Regions from separate parts of the Homo sapiens genome. Here region 1 is linked to region 2. The links are chromatin loops, found by intact Hi-C in ENCODE. Cell type or tissue: chondrocyte. All regions are shown on one strand. Links, peaks and the distances in the headings refer to the core of each region. The heading gives the core; the rest is flanking DNA. Region 1 has its middle 59 kb from the start of CDC25A. Region 2 overlaps MAP4 (microtubule associated protein 4).

Region 1 (9,285 bases), core at 2,516-5,015, 120 kb before region 2:
TGAGATCACACCACTGCACTCCAACCTGGGCAACAAGAGCAAAACTATGTCTCAAAATAATAATAATAGTAATAATAATAATAGGCCGGGCACGGTGGCTCATGCCTGTAATCCTAGCACTTTGGGAGGCCGAGGCAGGCGGATTGCTTGAGCTCAGGAGTTCAAGACCAGCCAGGGCAACACAGTGAAACCCTCCCTCTACTAAAATGCAAAACATCAGCTGGGCATGGTGGTGTGTGCCTGTAGTCCCAGCTACTCCAGAGGCTGAGGCAGGAGAATCACTTGAACCCGAGAGGCAGAGGTTGCAGTGAGCTGAGATTATGCCATTGCACTCCAGCCTGGGCAACAGAGCAAGACTCCATCTCAAAAATAAAAAATAGGCCAGGCACAGTGGCTCACGCCTGTAATCCCAGCACTTTGGGAGGCTGAGGCAGGCAGATCACCTGAGGGAGTTTGAGACCAGCCTGACCAACATGGAGAAACCTCGTCTCTATTAAAAATACAAAATTAGGCCGGGTGCGGTGGCTCACGCCTGTAATCCCAGCTACTTGGGAGGCTGAGGCAGGAGAATTGCTTGAACCCGGGAGGCAGAGGTTGCAGTGAGCCAAGATCTCGCCATTGCACTCCAGCCTGAGCAACAAGAGCGAAACTCCGTCTCAAGGAAAAAAAAAAATACAAAATTAGCCAGGCATGTTGGTGCATGCCTGTAATCCCAGCTACTCAGGAGGCTGAGGCAGGAGAATCCCTTGAACCCAGGGGGCAGAAGTTGCGGTTATCCGAGATCATGCCATTGCACTCCAGCCTGGGTAACAAGAGTGAAACTCCATCTCAAAAAAATAAAATAAAATAAAAAAGCACAATGCTCCCACAAAAGCTTGTACATGAATGGTCGTAGCAGCTTTACTCATAAAACTAGAAACAGGCCGGGTACGGTGGCTCACACCTGTAATCCCAGTACTTTGGGAGGCTGAGGTGGGCAGATCGCTTGAGCCCAGGAGTTTAAGACAAGCCTGGGCAACATGAGGAAACCCTGTCTTTACTAAAAATACAAAAATTAGCTGGGCATGTGGCATGTGCTATAGTCCCAGCTACGTGGGAGGCTGAGGCAGGAGGGTCACTTGAGCCTGGGAGACAGAGGCTACAGTGAGCTGAGATCATGCCACTGCCCTCCAGCCTGAGTGACAAAGAGAGTCTCTGCCTCAAAATAAAATAAAATAAAAAGGCCAGGCGTGGTGGCTCATGCCTGTAATCCCAGCACTTTGGGAGGCCGAGGTGGGCAGATCACGAGGTCAGGAGTTAATAGTGAAACCCCATCTCCACTAAAAACAAAATACAAAAATTAGCCAGGCGTGGTGGCGCGTGCTTGTAACCCCAGCTACTATGGAGGCTGAGGCAGGAGAATTGCTTGAACCCAGGAGGCGGAGGTTGCTGTGAGCCGAGATTGCACCACTGCACTCCAGCCTGGGCGACACAGCGAGACTCCGTCTCAAAAAAAAAAAAAAACTGGGGAAAAATACCCTGGAAACAGCTCAAATGTCACTGGTGAGTGAATAAACTGTGGTACATCCATGCAATGGGAAGTTACTCAGCAGTAGAAAGGAGTGAGCTACTGATGACATACTGATACTGATGCATGGATGAACCTCTCTGAAAAATGCCAGACACAACAGCCCACACCTTGTATGAGTCCATATATGTGACATTCCTAGAAATGGTGAAACATAGAGCCAGAATGCAGAATAGGGGTTGCCTGCAGTTTGGAGTGGACATGAGAGTTGACTGCAAATGGGCCAGAGGGAAGTTTTTAGGATAATGGGAATGTTCTAAAACTGGATTTTGGTGATGGTTATACAACCCTCTACATTTACTAAAACTCATTAAACTGTACATTGAAAATGGGTGAATTTTATGGTACGTAAATTATATATCAATAAAGCTATTAAGAAAAACTACCGACCGGGGGCAGTGGCTCATGCTTGTAATCCCAACACTTTGGGAGGCCAAGCCAGGTGGATCACAAGGTCAAGAGATCGAGACCATCCTGGCCAACATGGTAAAACCCCATCTCTACTAAAAATACAAAAATTAGCTGGGCGTGGTGGCACATGCCTGTAGTCCCAGCTACTCGGGAGGCTGAGGCAGGAGAATCGCTTGAACCAGGGAGGAAGAGGTTGTAGTGAGCCGAGATCATGCCATTGCACTCTAGCCTGGCGACAGAGCAAGACTGTTTTAAAACAAAAAACAAAACAAAAAAAAAACAAAGACAAACACAAAAAACAACACCTGCACTTTGGGAGGCTGAGGAGAGCGGATTGCCTGAGGTCAGGAGTTCTAGACCAGTCTGAACAACATAGTGAAACCCTGCCTGTACTAAAAATACAAAATTAGCTGGGTGTGGTGGCACACGTCTGTAATTCCAGCTACTCGGGAGGCTGAGACAGGAGAATTACTTGAAACCAGGAGGCAGAGGTTGCAGTGAGCCAAGATCGTGCCATTGCACTCCAGCCTGGGCAACAAGAGTGAAACTCCTTCTCAAAAAAACAAAAAACTGGCTGGGCGCAGTGGCTCATGCCTGTAATCCCAGCACTTTGGGAGGCCGAGGCAGGTGGATCACCTGAGGTCAGGTGTTCGAGACCAGCCTCAACGTGGAGAAACCCCGTCTCTACTACAAATACAAAATTAGCCGGGCGTGGTGGTGCATGCCTGTAATCCCAGCTACTTGGGAGGCTGAGGCAGGAGAAGTGCTTGAACCTGGGAGGCAGAGGTTGCGGTGAGCCAAGATCATGCCATTGCACTCCAGCCTAGGCAACAAGAGTGAAACTCCGTCTCAAAAAAAAAAAACAAAAAACTACCTGGGGCCGGCGCAATGCCTCACACCTGTAATCCCTACACTTTGGGAGGCCAAGGCAGAGGGATCACTTGAGGTCAGGAGTTTCTAAGGCAATGGTTCTCAAAGTGTGGCTCCTGGAGCAGCCGCAGCAGCAGGCCCGGGAGCCTGTTAGAAATGCAAACCTCAGGATCTGAATCGGAGGCTTTGGTGGTGGTGAGGCCCCGCGATCTGCGCTTTAATAACCCTCCAGTGGTTCTGAAGTCTGAGAATCCTGGTGTAATGGAAAGGTGAAGGAGAGCGGAAGGTCATCTCAGGTGCACCTACTGTGCATAGCCACCTGACATGCCCCAAGTCGAATCACCTTCACAGCAACCCAATGAGTCCATATTATAGGCCCCATTCTATAGACAAGGAAACTAAGGCTCCAGGAGACTGGGAGACTTGCCAGTTACTAAGGAGGCAGAGCTGGAATCAAACCGCCACGTTTCTGATTCAAAACCTGTCCCCTCTACTATCCCAGAGGGTCTTGTGAACGTGAGCAAGTGAAACTCAAAGTGCCTGGAAGTCCAGGGAGGGGACAGGAGAATGAGAATAAATACAGCTCCTTCAGGTTCTATCTTGGAACAAAGTGTGGGTATAAAGAAATAAACACTCACCGTGGCCCAGTGTTTTCCTCAAGGCTGAGCAGTGGCCCTTGTTTAAGGCTATATTGTTTATTCCTGGGGGATGAGGGGGTGGGGTAATTAGAACTAGCTGCTTGGACAGAAGCCCAGAAGGTCCCAGCTCAGTTCCTTGGGAGCCTGGAATGTGAAGGGTTGGGGACACAGCAAGGAACTCAGAGATCCTGGCCAGAGAGCATAAGGGCTGCTGGAGCCCTGGGAGGGTGGGCCTGTGGTTTATACATGCACGGATGACATAATGTCTGCCTGGCCTGCCCCTCCCACTCCAAGTGGCCCTGCCCTGGCTTTGCCCTGGCGTTCAGGGGTGGGCTTCATCCCAGAGCTACTCAGGAAACTGAGGCCAATCAGCTGGGGCCTCCCTGCGTAAGCCCAGGGCTGCCAGAATCTTGGACCGCCCACGGCCACGCACATGGGGTCACTTCCTTTCATCATTCAGCACTAGCTGCTGCTGTCTGTTGGCCTTGTGTGGACTTTCCAGCAGTTCCCATCGCCTGCTTTTCCCACCACGATCATCTCATTGTTCACTGTCAGACTTGGCCAAACACAGAGACTCTTTTAACCCAACTATTCAGAATGTGCAGAGAAGGGAAGGGATTTACCCTAGGAGAAGGGCAGGGGCAAAACCAGAATCTAGAAGCCCCAGCCAAGTTGCTATTTAATAATAATTTTCCCTATCATTCACGTAGTTTCATCCTTGTTATCTTCCTTGACCCTCTCAGTAACTTTGTGGACGGAGGGTTTATGACTGTTTTATTTATAGATGAGCAACTTGGGGTTTATAGAGCTTAACCAACTTGCTCAAGATCACCCATTAGTAAGTGACAAAGCCAGTGCTTACAACCAGATGCCCTGGCCTCAAATTACTTGCTCAGGCTTCATTCCTGATGATATGAACAACAGCCACAGTGGCCAGGAGTCCAGGAGGAGCCTTAGAGGAATCATGTTAGGTGCAGCCCCCTTGGATTCTATCTTGGAAGAAAGTGTGGGCATTTCTCTTGTTCATTGGCTGAACAAGGTCCTCTCCAATGACTTTCCCATCTAAATTGGGCAAGCTAGTCCCCAGCTTGAGCAAGTGACCTGAGCGAGAATGGATTCTTCCTGCTGAGAACAGGGCTAGGTGATTGTGTGTGACCTGCCTCCAAGGGCCATGCTCCGCCTCTCAGCAATCTGTTCTGTCCACTATTTTCTTTTCCATGTTTCTTTGCGTATTGTAGGTGACAAAACCCACAGTCTGTCATGGCCAACTTATGTCCCCCTCCAATAGAACTAAAATATGATGATGATGATCGATCCTGATTCCACTTATCAAGGGCACATTGGGTTCTGGTACCATCATACATCACCTGAAGGCCTTGCAGCTCATCAGTGAAGGAACCATGACTGGAACCCAGTACAGCATGACTTTGGGTAATACTTTTTTTTTTTTTGAGAAGGAGTCTCATTTTGTCATCCAGGTTGGAGTGCAGTGGCACGATCTCAGCTCACTGCAACCTCTGCCTCCGGGGTTCAAGCCATTCTCCTGCCTCAGCCTCCCAAGTAGCTCAGATTACAGGCATCTGCCACCACGCCTGGCTAATTTTTGTATTTTTAGTAGAGTCGGGGTTTCACCATGTTGGCCGGCCTGGTCTCGAACTCCTGACCTCAGGTGATCTGCCTGCCTTGGCCTCCCAAAGTGCTAGGATTACAGGCATGAGCCACTGCGCCCAGCCTTCTGTCTCCTATTTCTAAGGAAGGTCGCTGAGCACAAATATGGGTCTTGGGTATGGGCAGGTATATAACCTGGCTGCTGCATGGTGCCTTGTGGCTTCTCAGCCAAGTTCTCTGAGCCAGGAACTTCCATATATAAACCAGTTAAACATACCCCTGGGCAGGGTTTTTCTCACCTGGGTGCCCCAGAGAGAGAAATCAGGCTGCACACCCCTCTGCTGATTGCTTGGGATTCCCCACTGACATCAGTGCTGATCTCTGGGCAGGTTCTGGGGTGGTGATGCATGCCAGGAGAAATGCTTGGAGGTGGCTTTCACCCAGATTGTTTGGACAGGGAGGGGAGTAGCCTGTTGTAATGCAGAAGGTAGATGTGTGCTCCTAGCTATGGTCTCATGTGCCCTGAGTTCGTCTCTTCTTTTTTTCTTTTTTTCTTTTTTTTGAGACAGAGTCACACAGGCTAGAGTGCAGTGGCGGGATCTCGGCTCACTGCAACCTCCACCTCCCAGGTTCAAGTCATTCTCCTGCCTCAGCCTCCCAAGTAGCTGGGATTACAGGCATGCGCCACCAAGCCCAGGTAAGTTTTGTATTTTCAGTAGACACTGGGTTTCACTACACTGGCCAGGCTGTTCTCAAACTCCTGGCCTCAGGTGATCTGCCTGCCTCAGCCTCCCAAAGTGGTGAGAGTACAGGCACGAGCCACCGCACCCAGCCCTGAGCTCATCTCTTCTGACCCACTTGCCCCTTGTGCTGGACGTTCCAGGCCAAGAAAGGGTGCTGACCAAAGGCCATAGGCCTTCTCTCTCCCTTTTTTTTTTTTTGAGATGAGGTCTTGCTATGATTTTTTGTTTGTTTGTTTTTTTGTTTTTTTGAGATGGAGTTTCACTCTTGTTGCCCACGCTGGAGTGCAATGGCGCAATCTTGGCTCACTGCAACCTCCACCTCCCAGGTTCAAGCGATTCTCCTGCCTCAGCCTCCTGAGCAGCTGGGATTACAGGTGCCCACCACCAAGTCTGGCTAATTTTTGTATTTTTAGTAGAGATGGGGTTTCACATGTTGGCCAGGCTGGTCTTGAATTCTTGAGCTCAGGTGATCCGCCCACCTCAGTCTCCCAAAGTATTAGGATTATAGGCGTGAGCCACCATGCCCGGCCAAGGGGTCTTGCTATGTTGCCCAGGCTGGTCCTGAACTCCTGGATTCATGGAATTGGCCTGCCTCAGCCCCCCAAAGTGCTGGGATTACAGGTGTGAGCCACTGTTCCAGGCCTACTTATCTTTTTTTTTTTTTTGAGACAGGGTCTTGCTCTATCACCCAGTCTGGAGTGCAGTGGTACAATCATGGCTCCCTGTAGCCTCGAACTCCTGGTCTCAAGTGATCCTCCTGCCTCAGCCTCCCCAGTAGCTGGGGCTACATGTGCATGCCACCAATCCTGGCTAATTAAAAAAAAAATTTTTGTTTCCTTAAAGATGGGACCTCGTTTGGTCTCAAACTCCTGGCCTTCAGTGATCTTCCCATCTGTGCCTCCCATAGCGCTGGGATTACAGGTGTGAGCCACCATGCCCAGCCTACCAAAATTTTAGAGAAGTGAACAAAAAGTATTGAGAGGGCTTAATGCTTGCATTTAAACGCTAACACTGAGGGACTCCAGAAAGACAAGCTGGCACTTCAAAAAGTGCCACTCTTTACTTCTTTGAAACCCTACCCCCTACTGAGTCTTAGACAGGATGAGGTCTGTTGGGTAATGTGATTTGATTCATTTACTTAGCACACGTGTGGGTCTCTCTTATGATGAGCATCAGGTACAGGGTTACTAATATTATTTGCTTTGCTTAATAAAGGAATAATTTATATACAGTGAAAGGTAATATGTATACAACTCAATTAATTTTAACTACATATATATTAATTTTTTTTTTTTTGAGATGGAGTCTCACTGTATCACCCAGGCTGGAGTGCAGTGGTGCGATCTCAGCTCACTGCAACCTCCACCTCCCAGGTTTAAGCGGTTTTCCTGCCTCAGCCTCCCAAGTAGGTGGGATTACAGGCATGCACTACCAATCCTGGCTAATTTTTGTATTTTTAGTAGAGACGGGGTTTCACCATGTTGGCCAGCCTGGTCTCAAACTCCTGACCTCAGGTGATCCTCCCACCTCAGCCCCCCAAAGTGCTAGGATTATAGGCGTGAGCCACCTTGCCCAGCCTTAACTACATATACATTAATTTTAACCACTACACTCTGTAGGTGTTTACACCGTAGACATTAGTGCCAATTGCCTGGGATTTCCCACTGACATCATTGCTGTTCTCTGGTTCTGGGGAGATGTGTAGTACCTAGATAAAGAAAGTTCAATGGCCAGGTGCATGGTGGCAAACACCTGTAATCCCAGCTACTTGGGAGGCTGAGGCAGAAGAATCGCTTGAACCAAGGACGCGGAGGTTGCAGTGAGCCAAGATCGCACCATTGCACTCCCACCTGGGCAACAAGAGTGAAAGTCCATTTAAAAAAAAAAAAAAGGGTCGGGCGCAGTGGCTCACACCTGTAATGCCAGCACTTTGGGAGGCCAAGGCAGGCGGATCACCTGAGGTCGGGAGTTTGAGACCAACCTGACCAACATGGAGAAATCCTGTTTTTACTAAAATACAAAAAATCAGCTGGGCGTGGTGGTGTGCACCTGTAATCCCAGCTACTCAGGAGGCTGAGGCAGGACAATTGCTTGAACCTGGGAGGCTGAGGTTGTGGTGAGCCGAATCGCACCATTGCACTCCAGCCTGGGCAACGAGAGCGAAACTCCATCTCAAAAAAAAAAAAAAAAGAAGAAGCAGAGAGGTAAACAGGCCCATATAGGGTAAGCACATTCAGAGAAGTAGGGGCAGAAAGTGGGAGAAGACCCCAACAATGTTGAAGGACATTTGAATGGGGAAATGAGCAAACAAAGTTTACATGTACAATCTCCAGCGCACTTTAGCCGCCCCACAGAGCTCACAGAGTTCTTGTGGGACAGTCCACACCCATCTGAAAAGCTGTATGCCAACACCAAGTGGCATTAGAAAGGTCTCACCATCTGCAGGGCAGAGACAGTATCTGCTGCTATGGTCAGTGGGGGGTCTCCCCAGGCCTCAGCTCTCCTGCGTGGCTTCTGATGCCTGCTGAGCACCATACCAGGCGCATTTAACCTTCTGTGTATACACCCAGCCCCACACTATGGGCCTAATAAAAGCTCTGAAATAATGCAGCTCAGATGCCACCCCCAGGAGGCCTTCCCTGACTCTCTTGGGGGAAAAGGGCTCATGTCCTCTTGCTATGTGCTTGCCAGACAGTGAGCACCCCCTGCCCTGGTCTGAGCCACTTCAGATTTCTCAACAGCAGGCAGCACTGGGTCTTGCCTTGGTTCTTGGTTTTGCTGCCAGAAGCCCACAGTCCCTTGGATACATGGCACTAGGGCAGGACTGCTGGATCCCCACAGAAAGCTGGATCCCTTGGAGTCCCACTCAGCTGAAGAGCCCCTGAGTTCTGAGCAGATAAACCTTCTTGCCCTCATGGTCTGTGGTGATTTAAAATATGCCTGCAAATTCTCTGCTATTTCCCCTTTCCAAGGTGGAGGCTGATTCCCTTTCCCTTGAAAGTGGGTCAGACTTAAATGACTCGCTTCTAGTGCACAGAATGTAGCAGAAGTGATGCTATAGAAGTGACTTCAAAGGCTTGGCTGTGAAGAGGTTACAGCTCCCTCCTACATCCTGACTCTTGGATCACTCACTACATGCTTCAGCCTCCCATGTAGCTGGGACCGCAGGTGCATGCCTCCATGCCCACCACTCACTCTAGAGGAAGTCAATCTCCACATCATAAGGACCCTGAAGCAGCCCTGTGGAGGAGCCCACCTGGTGAAGAAGCGGGATCTCCTGCCAAAGCCAGCATCAACTTGCCAGCCCTGTGAGTAAGCGACCTTGAAAGGGAATCCCCTGGCCTCAGCCAAGCCCTCAGATGATGCAGCCCTATCCAAATGCGATTGAAATTCTTGAGATTTCAAGCCAGAACCGCCCAGCCAAGCCATTCCCAAATTCCTGATCTGC
Region 2 (9,285 bases), core at 3,607-6,106:
TCAAAGAGTGAGTGGAGTAGAATCTATTAATCGAAAGGAAAGCTCTTAGCAAAAAGAGAGAACATGGTAGGTGGTTCTACTACCTGAAGACAGGAAAGTTCCGTAATATGGCTGAGCCTGGGGCTCTTTATTGGTTCAGAATGGGAGTGTGTGGTCATTGGTTTGTGAGTATGCAAAAAAGGTCAAAGCGAAGACACCACTCCAAGGTGGGCAGGACAGTGTAGAAAACCAATTAGGAAAGGGTAGGTACAGGTTAAATAGGTGAAGGATGGGGATCAATCATGCCAAACGGGAAGGCAGGTTCTTAATCCGATCTCAGGATTTACCCAGGACAGTTTCCGGATTAAAGTTCGGGTTTCACTGAGGACCCGCCCCTGTCTGCCTAGACATTTGTTTGCCTCTTGCCTCTATCAAAACTAGTTACAGACGTCCTTTTTAGTTTTTGGTTCATAACAGCTCCCAAAGGATAACTACTAATAATAGTTGTCAGAGATAGAATAGGGAAATGGCATAACCGAATAGTAAAAGCAACTGAATAGTTGCTTTTCATGGAACCCTTTGACATTATAATCTGTTAGGCTTTTAAAAGCTCTTTAATGAACTCATTTCTCAGCATTTTCCCTGTCATGATCTGGAGTTACAATAATACTTTATATGTAAAGTAGGCTGGACGAGCATAGAATAGGGCTTCCCACCCACATTCGTCTGTTGTAAATGGGTCACAGGTGTGCCACTACTACTATAGGAACTTTTTTTTTTTTTTTTGAGACGGAGTCTTGCTCTGTTACGTAGGCTGGAGTGCAGTGGCGTGATCTTGGCTCACTGCAGCCTCCACCTCCTGGGTTCAAGCAATTTTCCTGCCTCAGCCTCCTGAGTAGCTGGGATTACAGGTGCATACCATCTAAATAATAAAAATCAGTGCCCAGCTAGTTATTCTGTTTTTGTATTTTTAGTAGAGATAGGGTTTTACTGTGTTGGCCAGGCTGGTCTCAATCTCCTGGCTTCAAGTGATCCACCCGCCTTGGCCTCCCAAAGTGCTGGGAGATTACAGGCTGGGATTACCAAGTCCAGTTCCTACTATAGGAACCATTGAATTCCTATTTATGGTTCCTTCAGAAAAGCTGCTAAATCCTGAATTCGGCAGTGGTTATTCAAATAGTGGAATTTATAATTCCAGTAGTGTGAGATGGCATTTGCTGTGGACAACAGCTCTGTCATGCCACAGGAGCCCCTTTGGCAGCAAAGCTATCAGTTTTTGTCACGAGCCCCACACTACTTGTTTTAGTCAGGATTCTCTTAGAGGGACAGAACTAATAGGATATATCTCCAAAGGAGAGTTTATTAAGTATTGATTTACGTGATCACAAGGTCCCACAGTAGGCTGTCTGCAAGCTGAGAAGCAAGGAGAGCCAATCCGAGTCCCCAAAATGAAGAACTTGGAGTCCGATGTTCGAGGGCAGGAAGCATCCAGCACGGGAGAAAGATATAGGCTGGGAGGCTAGGCCCATCTCTTCATGTTTTTCTTCCTGCTCTATATTCGCTGGTGGCTGATTAGATGGTGCCCACCCAGTTAAGGGTGGGTCTGCCTTCCCCAGCCCACTGACTCAAATGTTAATCTCCTTTGGCAACACCCTCACAGATACACCCAGGATCAATATTGCATCCTTCAGTCCAATCAAGTTGACAGTATTAACATTACAAGTCCACTCCTTGTCAACTTGAACCCATATACATCTGAGATCGTATGTAATCTTAAAATAAAGACAATAATAAGGTCATAATTACACCTAATGTAATAAAACTATCCTTCATACAACCAGAAACACACCAATCCCCAACCCAAATACTATTACATAAAGTTAATAATACTTAAATGCTGTTATGAAATCAATAAATCTTATGTCACATGATAAAGGAAAAGGAAATATAAAGTGAAGATATTAGTACATGTGTATACATACACAAACATGTTTTTAACAAATGAAGGAGGAAATACTCATGGCAGTTACAGTCCTCATTTCTGCAGCTGGTCACGTGGTCATAGCTGGTATTGATGACTACCTTCTTCTACCCATTCTGTATTAACTTTGCCTTCCCCAAATACCTCAGCAGGTCATGGGTTTTTTTCCTGGTGGAGTGATCCAAACCTTCATTCCTGAATGGTCCGGATCATTTGTAGTCCTGCCTGGATTTGGCTGTTGTGGTTTTGCATTGACAGTAATCACAGGGCATGGTAATACGAAGAGATGCCCTAATGGGTCTCATGTATTCCATGCATACTCTTCCTTACTTCCGTTGTGAAGTTGTAGACTGATTTCATCTTGATAGTCTGGGTCAGTCACCTTAGCCAACACTGTAACTCCCCCTCTGAGCCTGTTGACTTAAAGGGAGGAGGAGCCCAAAGTGTCCAGGTGACAATCTTAACTTCCAGTTTAATGGAATCATTGTTGTGTCTCCTGGTGGCAGCATTCTTCCCTCTGGAATTAAGACCTCTAGGCCAGCAGAACATAATGTTGCAGGAGAGGAAGCAAAAATTTTGCTAGTGGATCACTAGGGGTGATGGTGAGTGGTGCCACTTCCAGTTCCACCCCTCGATTCCTGGACCTGTGAATCCTGGCTATGGGAGAAACAGTACCTTATATTGGACGCTGATTCAGAGGATACACGGCCTTCTGGAGGACTTTCCCACAGTTCTGCAAAGTATTGTCACCTAGTTGGCGTTGTAATTGTGACTTCAATAGGCCATTCCACTGTTCTGTCAATCCAGCTGCTTTAGGATGATGGAGAGCATGGTAAGACCAGTGAATTCCATGAGCATGAGCCTACTGCCGCACTTCTTTAGCTGTAAAGTGAGTGCCTTGGTCAGAGGCAATGCTGCGTGGCATACCATGATGGTGGATAAGGCATTCCATGAGTCAGCTGGGTGCGGTGGCTCACGCCTGTAATCCCAGCACTTTGGGAGGCCGAGGCAGGCAGATCACTTGAAGTCAGGAGTTCAAGACCAGCCTGGCCAACATGGTGAAACCCTGTCTCTACTGAAAATACAAAAATTAGCTGGGTGTGGTGGCGGGTGCCTGTAATCCTAGCTACTTGGGAGGCGGAGGCAGGAGAATCACTTGAACCCGGGAGGCGGATGTTGCAATGAGCCAAGATTGTGCCACTGCACTCCAGCCTGGGCAACAGAGTGAGACCCCTTCTCAAAACAACAACAACAACAACAACAACAAACCAAAAAAACATTCCACAAATGGTAGTCTTGGTAGAAGCATTGCATACAGGATAGGCGAACCCATATCCAGAGTAAGTGTCTATTTGAGTGAGGACAATCCTCTGCCCTTTCCATGATGGAAGAGGTCCAATATAATCAATCCGCCACCAGGTAGCTGGCTGATCACCCAAGGAATGGTGACATACTGAGGGCTTGGTGTCGGTCTCTGCTGCTGGCAAATTAGGCACTCAGCAGTGGCCGTAGCCAGGTCAGCCTTGGTGAGTGGAAGTCCATGTTGCTGAGCCCAAGCATTACTTCCATCCCTGCCACCATGGCCACTTTGTTGGCCATGGGCGATGGCAGGGGAAAGAGGCTGAGTGGTGTCCACAAAATGGGTCATCCTATCCACTAGATTATTAAACCCCTCCTCCGCTGAGGTCACTTGTTGGTGAGCACTCACATGGGATACAAATATCTTGTCTTTGACCACTCAGAGAGGTCCATCCACATACCTCTTCCCCAAATTTGTCACCAAGTTTCCAATCATGCTCCTTCCAAGTCCCTGACCAGCCAAACCATTGGCTACAGCCCATGAATGAGTATATAATCACACATCTGGCCATTTCTCCTTCCATTCAAAGTGCACAACCAGGTGCACTGCTCGAAGTTCTGCCCACTGGGAAGATTTCCCTTCATTGTTGTCCTTCAGGGATGTCCTAGAAAGGGGTTGTAGTGCTGCAGCTCTCCACTTTCGGGTGTTGTCTGCATATGATGCAGAACCGTCTGTGAAGCAGGCCCTAATCTTCTTTTCCTCTGTCAGCTGATCATAGGGAACTCCCCATGAGGCCATCAGTGCAGGCTGGGAGAGAGAAGGCAGGGTGGCAGGAGTGGAGGCCATGGGCATTTGAGCCACTTCCTCATGTAATTTACTTGTGCCTTCAGGACGTGCTTGAGCCCGATCACGTATATACCACTTCCATTTGATGATGGAATGCTGCTGTGCACAATCCACTGTATGGCTAGATGGGTCTGAAAGCACCCAGCTCATGATAGGCAGGGCAGTTCAGGTCGCATGGTGACTTGATGACCCATAGTCAAACATTCAATTTCCACTAAAGCCCAGTAACAGGCCAAGAGCTGACTCTCAAAAGGAGAGTAGTTAGCTGTAATCAGCACTTTGGGAGGCTGAGGTGGGCGGATCACAAGGTCAAGAGATCGAGACCATCCTGGCCAACATGGTGAAACCCCATCTTTACTAAAAATACAAAAATTAGCTGGATGTGGTGGCACGCACCTGTATTCCCAGCTACTTGGGAGGCTGAGGCAGGAGAATCGCTTGAACCTGGGAGGTGGAGGTTGCATTGAGCCGAGATCGCACCACTGCACTCCAGTTTGGCAACAGAGTGACACTGCGTCTCAAAAAAAAAAAAAAAGGAGAGTAGTTATCTGTAGAAGATGGCAGGGCCTTGCTCCAAAATCCTAGAAGTCTCCATTGCGATTCACCTATGGGAGCCTGCCAAAGACTCCAAACAACATCCCCATCTGCCACTGACACATTAAGCACCATTGGATCTGCTGGGTCATATGGCCCAGGTGGCAGAGCAGCTTGCACAGCAGCCTGGACCTGTTGCAGAGCCTTCTCCTGTTCTGGACCCCACTCAAAACTGGCAGCCTTTCAGGTCACTCAGTAAATGGGCCGGAGTAATACACCCAAATGAGGAACGTGTTGCTTCCAAAATCCAAATATGCCCACTAGGCATTGTGCCTCTTTCTTGGTTGTGGGAGAGACCAAACACAACAACTTATCCTTTAACTTAAAGGGAATATCTCAACAGGTCCCACAACACTAGATCCCTAGAAATTTTACTGAGACAGAAGGTCCCTGAATTTTAGTCGGATTTATTTCTCATCCTCTGGCATGCAAATGTCACACCAATAAGTCCAGTGTGTTTGCTATTTCTTGATCACTGGATCCAGTCAGCATAATGTCATCAATGTAATGGACCAGTGTGATATCTTGCGGAAGCGAAAAGCGATCAAGATCTCTCCAAATAAGATTATGACACAAAGCCGGAGAGTTGATATACCCCTGAGGTAGGACAGTAAAGGTATATTGCTGGCCTTGCCAGCTGAAGGCAGATTGCTTCTGATGGGCCTTATGGACAGGAATAGAGAAAAAGGCATTTGCAGAGTCAGTGGCTGCATAGCAGGTACCAGGAGATGTGTTAATTTGCTCAAGCAATGAAACCACATCTGGTAACAGCAGCAGCAATTGGAGTCACCACTTGGTTAAGCTTATGATAATCCACTATCATTCTCCAGGATCCATCTGTCTTCTGCACAGGCCAAATGAGAGAGTTAATGGGGATGTGGTGGGAATCACCACTTCTGCATCTTTCAAGTCCTTGATGGTGGCACTGATCTCTGCATACCTTCCAGGGATGTGATATTGTTTTTGATTTACTATTTTTTTAGGTAGAGGCAACTCTAAGGGCTTCTATTTGGCCTTTCCCACCATGATAGCCCTCAACCTAGCAGTCAGGGAGCCAGTGTGGGGGTTTTGCCAGCTGCTAAGTATGTCTATGCCAATTATGCATTCTGGCACTGGGGTAATGACCACAGGATGAGTCCAGGGACCCACTGGGCCCACTGTAAGTCAGACCTAAGCTAAAACTTCATTAATTACCTGACTTCCATGAGCCCCTAGTTTAACTGGAAGACCACAGTGATGTTTTAAGTCCCCTGGAGTCATCATCAGCCCAGAGCCAGTGTCCAGTAGTCCCCAAAGTGAAAGGTTGGATGGAGGTCTCCTTGGGGAAGGATGGGAGAAAGATTCACTGCATAAATTGTCAGTAAAGTAGTGGGGTCCTTTCTCAAGGGTACCTGGCCTCCCCTTCATTCAAGGGGTTCTGGGTCTGTAAACTGGCTGAAGTCTGGAAATGGATTGAGTGAGGGGCCATGATTCTCTTTTTATAATTCAAATTAGTCTTTTGTCCATTCGACCTAGAAGTTTTGTGTTTGTATAAATTAAGTGGGAATGCAGTAGGCTTCCTGTCCGTTTCACTTCTAGGAATACCGTGATTAATTAGCCAATGCCAGAGCTCTACATGAGTCAGACTATTCTGATTGTCACTTTGCCTCTGCTGTCCATTACGGTAGCTACGCCCACCTTGCCTTTGATGGTTGAGTGCTGCTACTTGGCCCCTGCCACCTTGGGATCCAGTTATTCCCCTCGTATTTCAATTTTGTAATTGAGTGACTGCGGTTCTCACCATTAGGTCTGACATGCAGAGAAGAGCAATTACAGGGCTCTTCAAAGATTCAAGTGCTGCCCTCACAAATCTATTTCACAAGGCATTGGTCAAGGGTATATCTTCTGGACCCTCCCAGCTGGGATGAGTAGGTCTAAAGTGAGTAATCCACTCCACCACCTCAATCTCCCTAAGCTTTTGGATGCCTTCCTCTACATTAAACCAAGAGATATCAGGCATTTCCAGCTCCCTCACAGTGGGCCATCTTTTAATGCATATTTCAGCTAACCAAGCAAATAAACTATTAGAACCTTATTTTAACTCCCCGAGCTGCAACATTAAATGCAGAGTCCCTACTTAGTGGGCCCAAATCAATAAATTCAGCCTGATCCAACTCTATGTTCCTTCCACCATTATCCCATACCCTTAATACCCATTCCCATGCCTGTTCTCCAGATTGCTGTTTATATAAATTAGAGAACAGTTCTTTTTTTTTTCTTAGAGGGAGTCTCGTTCTGTTGCCAGGTTAGAGTGCAGTGGCACAATCTCAGCTCACTGCAACCTCCGCCTCCCGGGTTCATGCAATTCTCCTGCCTCAGCCTGCCGAGTAGCTGGGATTACAGGGGTGCACCACCACGCCCGGCTAATTTTTTGTATTTTTAGTAGAGACAGGGTTTCACTATGTTGGCCAGACTGGTCTTGAACTCCTGACCTCGTGATCCGCCCACCTCGGCCTCACAAAGTATTGGGATTACAGGCGTGAGCCACCGTGCCTGGCCGAGAACAGTTCTTTTTGAGTGTAGCGCACCTCCTCCTGGGTCACACTCTCAACCTCACCTCTAGGGACCTGTGGGACTTGAGTTATAGGTCTAGAAGCAAATGGGTGTTGCAGGTACCTTCTAAGGAGAATCAACATTATCTTGCCTGGCAACTGCCTGAGAGGAGGCCATGACTCTTGCCTCAGGCAGCTCAGGGTTTATGTCCGTAGACAAAGATGGAAAGGTTGATGGCGGGGATGGGGGGTTATGCTGCCACTATGGGGGATGGGGAAGCTGTTCCTTCTGGCAAAAAAAGTTCACCAGAGTTTATAAACTCAGTGTTCCCAGCTTCATCAGGGTCCTCCCACACATCCCCATTCCAAGTTTCTGGGTCTCATTCTTTTCCAATCAATGCCCTCACTTTAGCAGTAGACACCTCAGGTGGCTGTGCATGCATCTTTTGTTGCAGGTCAGCCACTCGCATGATAAGAGCTTATGTCTGTTTTTCCACAATTTCAGCTCTTTCTCAACAGGAGCTAAGACTCTCACTCAGGGCAATCTTAGCAGATTTGAGACTCAGTATCTGCTTCTGAAGCCAGGAAACAGAATCCCTGAGTTCATCATTTTCTTTCATCACTTTGTTCACTGAACTTAGGAGCAACCAACCAGCTTCATTATGTTCGTTGGTTTTCCACATATGGTCAAAGGTATTATGTATAGAGTCACTAAAGTCCTTACCTTTCATGAGCAGTGAATCAGGAGTGTCAAATGCATTTATTTTGCATAACTCTCTAAATAGTTCACGCCAAGGACTATGAATGTTCTCCATGCTATTAGAAGTAGAGTCCTCAGCATTTTTGGATCAATCATATTAAGCAGCCAACTCCAGAAACCCCCAAACCAACAAAAGAACTCCATCCTTAACATTCTGTTCCTCTGGAACCACTCCTGGTACCAGAGTCTGTGTTAGTCTGGGGTCAGAGTTTTCTTAGAGGAACAGAACTAATAGGATATATATGTATGTTTATAAAAAGAGGAATTTAGTAAGTATTGACTTACACAATCACAGGGTCCCACAAAAGGCTGTCTGCAAGCTGAGGAGCGAGGAAAGCCAGTCCAAGTCCCAAAACTGAAGAACGTGGAGTCCGATGTTCGAGGGCAGAAAGTATCCAGCACAGGAGAAAGATGTAGACTGGGAGGCTAGGCCCCTCTTGCCTCTTCATATTTTTCTGCCTGCTTTATGTTCGCTGGTGGCTGATTAGATGGTGCCCACCCAATTAAGGGTGTGTCTGCCTTCCCCAGCCCACTGACTCAAATGTTAATCTCCTTTGGCAACACCCTCACAGACACACCCAGGATCAATGTTGCATCCTTTATTCCAATCAAGTTGATGCTCAGTGTTAACCATCACACTAATAAAAGTGTAATTCTTGCTGACCAAACTGAGCTGTGGGCTAAGATGGGAGTGGAAACAGCTCTAGACAAAAGGGCCATAGACTCTTCCTGGTCTTAACCAAAGCTCAAGCAGATTTCGAGAATGCAAAGCTTCTCAACTTGTGTTCTACAGTTTGTTGATGTCCAGTGCTTTGGAATGGCTGATCATAACAGTTTTGTACAATTTAATATGTTTTTTTTTTTTTTTTTTTTGAGAAGGAGTCTCACTCTGTCACCCAGGCTGGAGTGCAGTGGCGCGATCTCTGCTCACTGCAACCTCCACCTCCTGGGTTCAAGCGATTCTCCTGCCTCAGCCTCCCGAGCAGCTGGGATTACAGGTGCCCACCACCATGCTTGGCTAATATTTTGTATTTTTAGTAGAGAGGAGGTTTCACCATGTTAACCAGGATGGTCTCGATCTTCTGACTTTGTGATCTGCCTACGTCAGCCTCCCAAAGTGCTGGGATTACAGGTGTGAGCCATTGCGCCCGGCCCATATTTACTTTTTTATGGAGAAGATTCAACAGCTTCTTTATGACATCTATTATTAAACTCTCTCAGTGCGTGTCTTTCTTTGACATAATTTGCTCTTGTCGCTATTTTTCTTCTAACAGACTGATTAAATTGGATTTAA

What was found. A loop is a pair of places that touch in the nucleus more often than their neighbours do. Peaks named below come from ENCODE experiments on the same cell type or tissue, not always from the same donor. Only the 100,000 strongest peaks of a DNase experiment are listed, where the experiment ranks them.
Region 1: a loop joins it to region 2, with 2.5 times the contacts of the local background. A loop is called at or near these places in 3 of 110 quality-filtered maps.

What each region holds. Positions count from the first base shown.
Region 1 is chr3:48,125,158-48,134,442 of GRCh38, reverse strand. No RefSeq gene overlaps it. Among named protein-coding and RNA genes, the nearest start is that of CDC25A, 59 kb to the left of the region's middle. In chondrocyte, for the core only: no CTCF peak of the experiment used is centred there; a DNase peak (open chromatin) is centred at 3,779.
Region 2 is chr3:48,003,033-48,012,317 of GRCh38, reverse strand. The region is part of intron 1 of MAP4 (microtubule associated protein 4); the gene reads left to right. Among named protein-coding and RNA genes, the nearest start is that of MAP4, 8.7 kb to the left of the region's middle. In chondrocyte, for the core only: no CTCF peak of the experiment used is centred there; no DNase peak of the experiment used is centred there.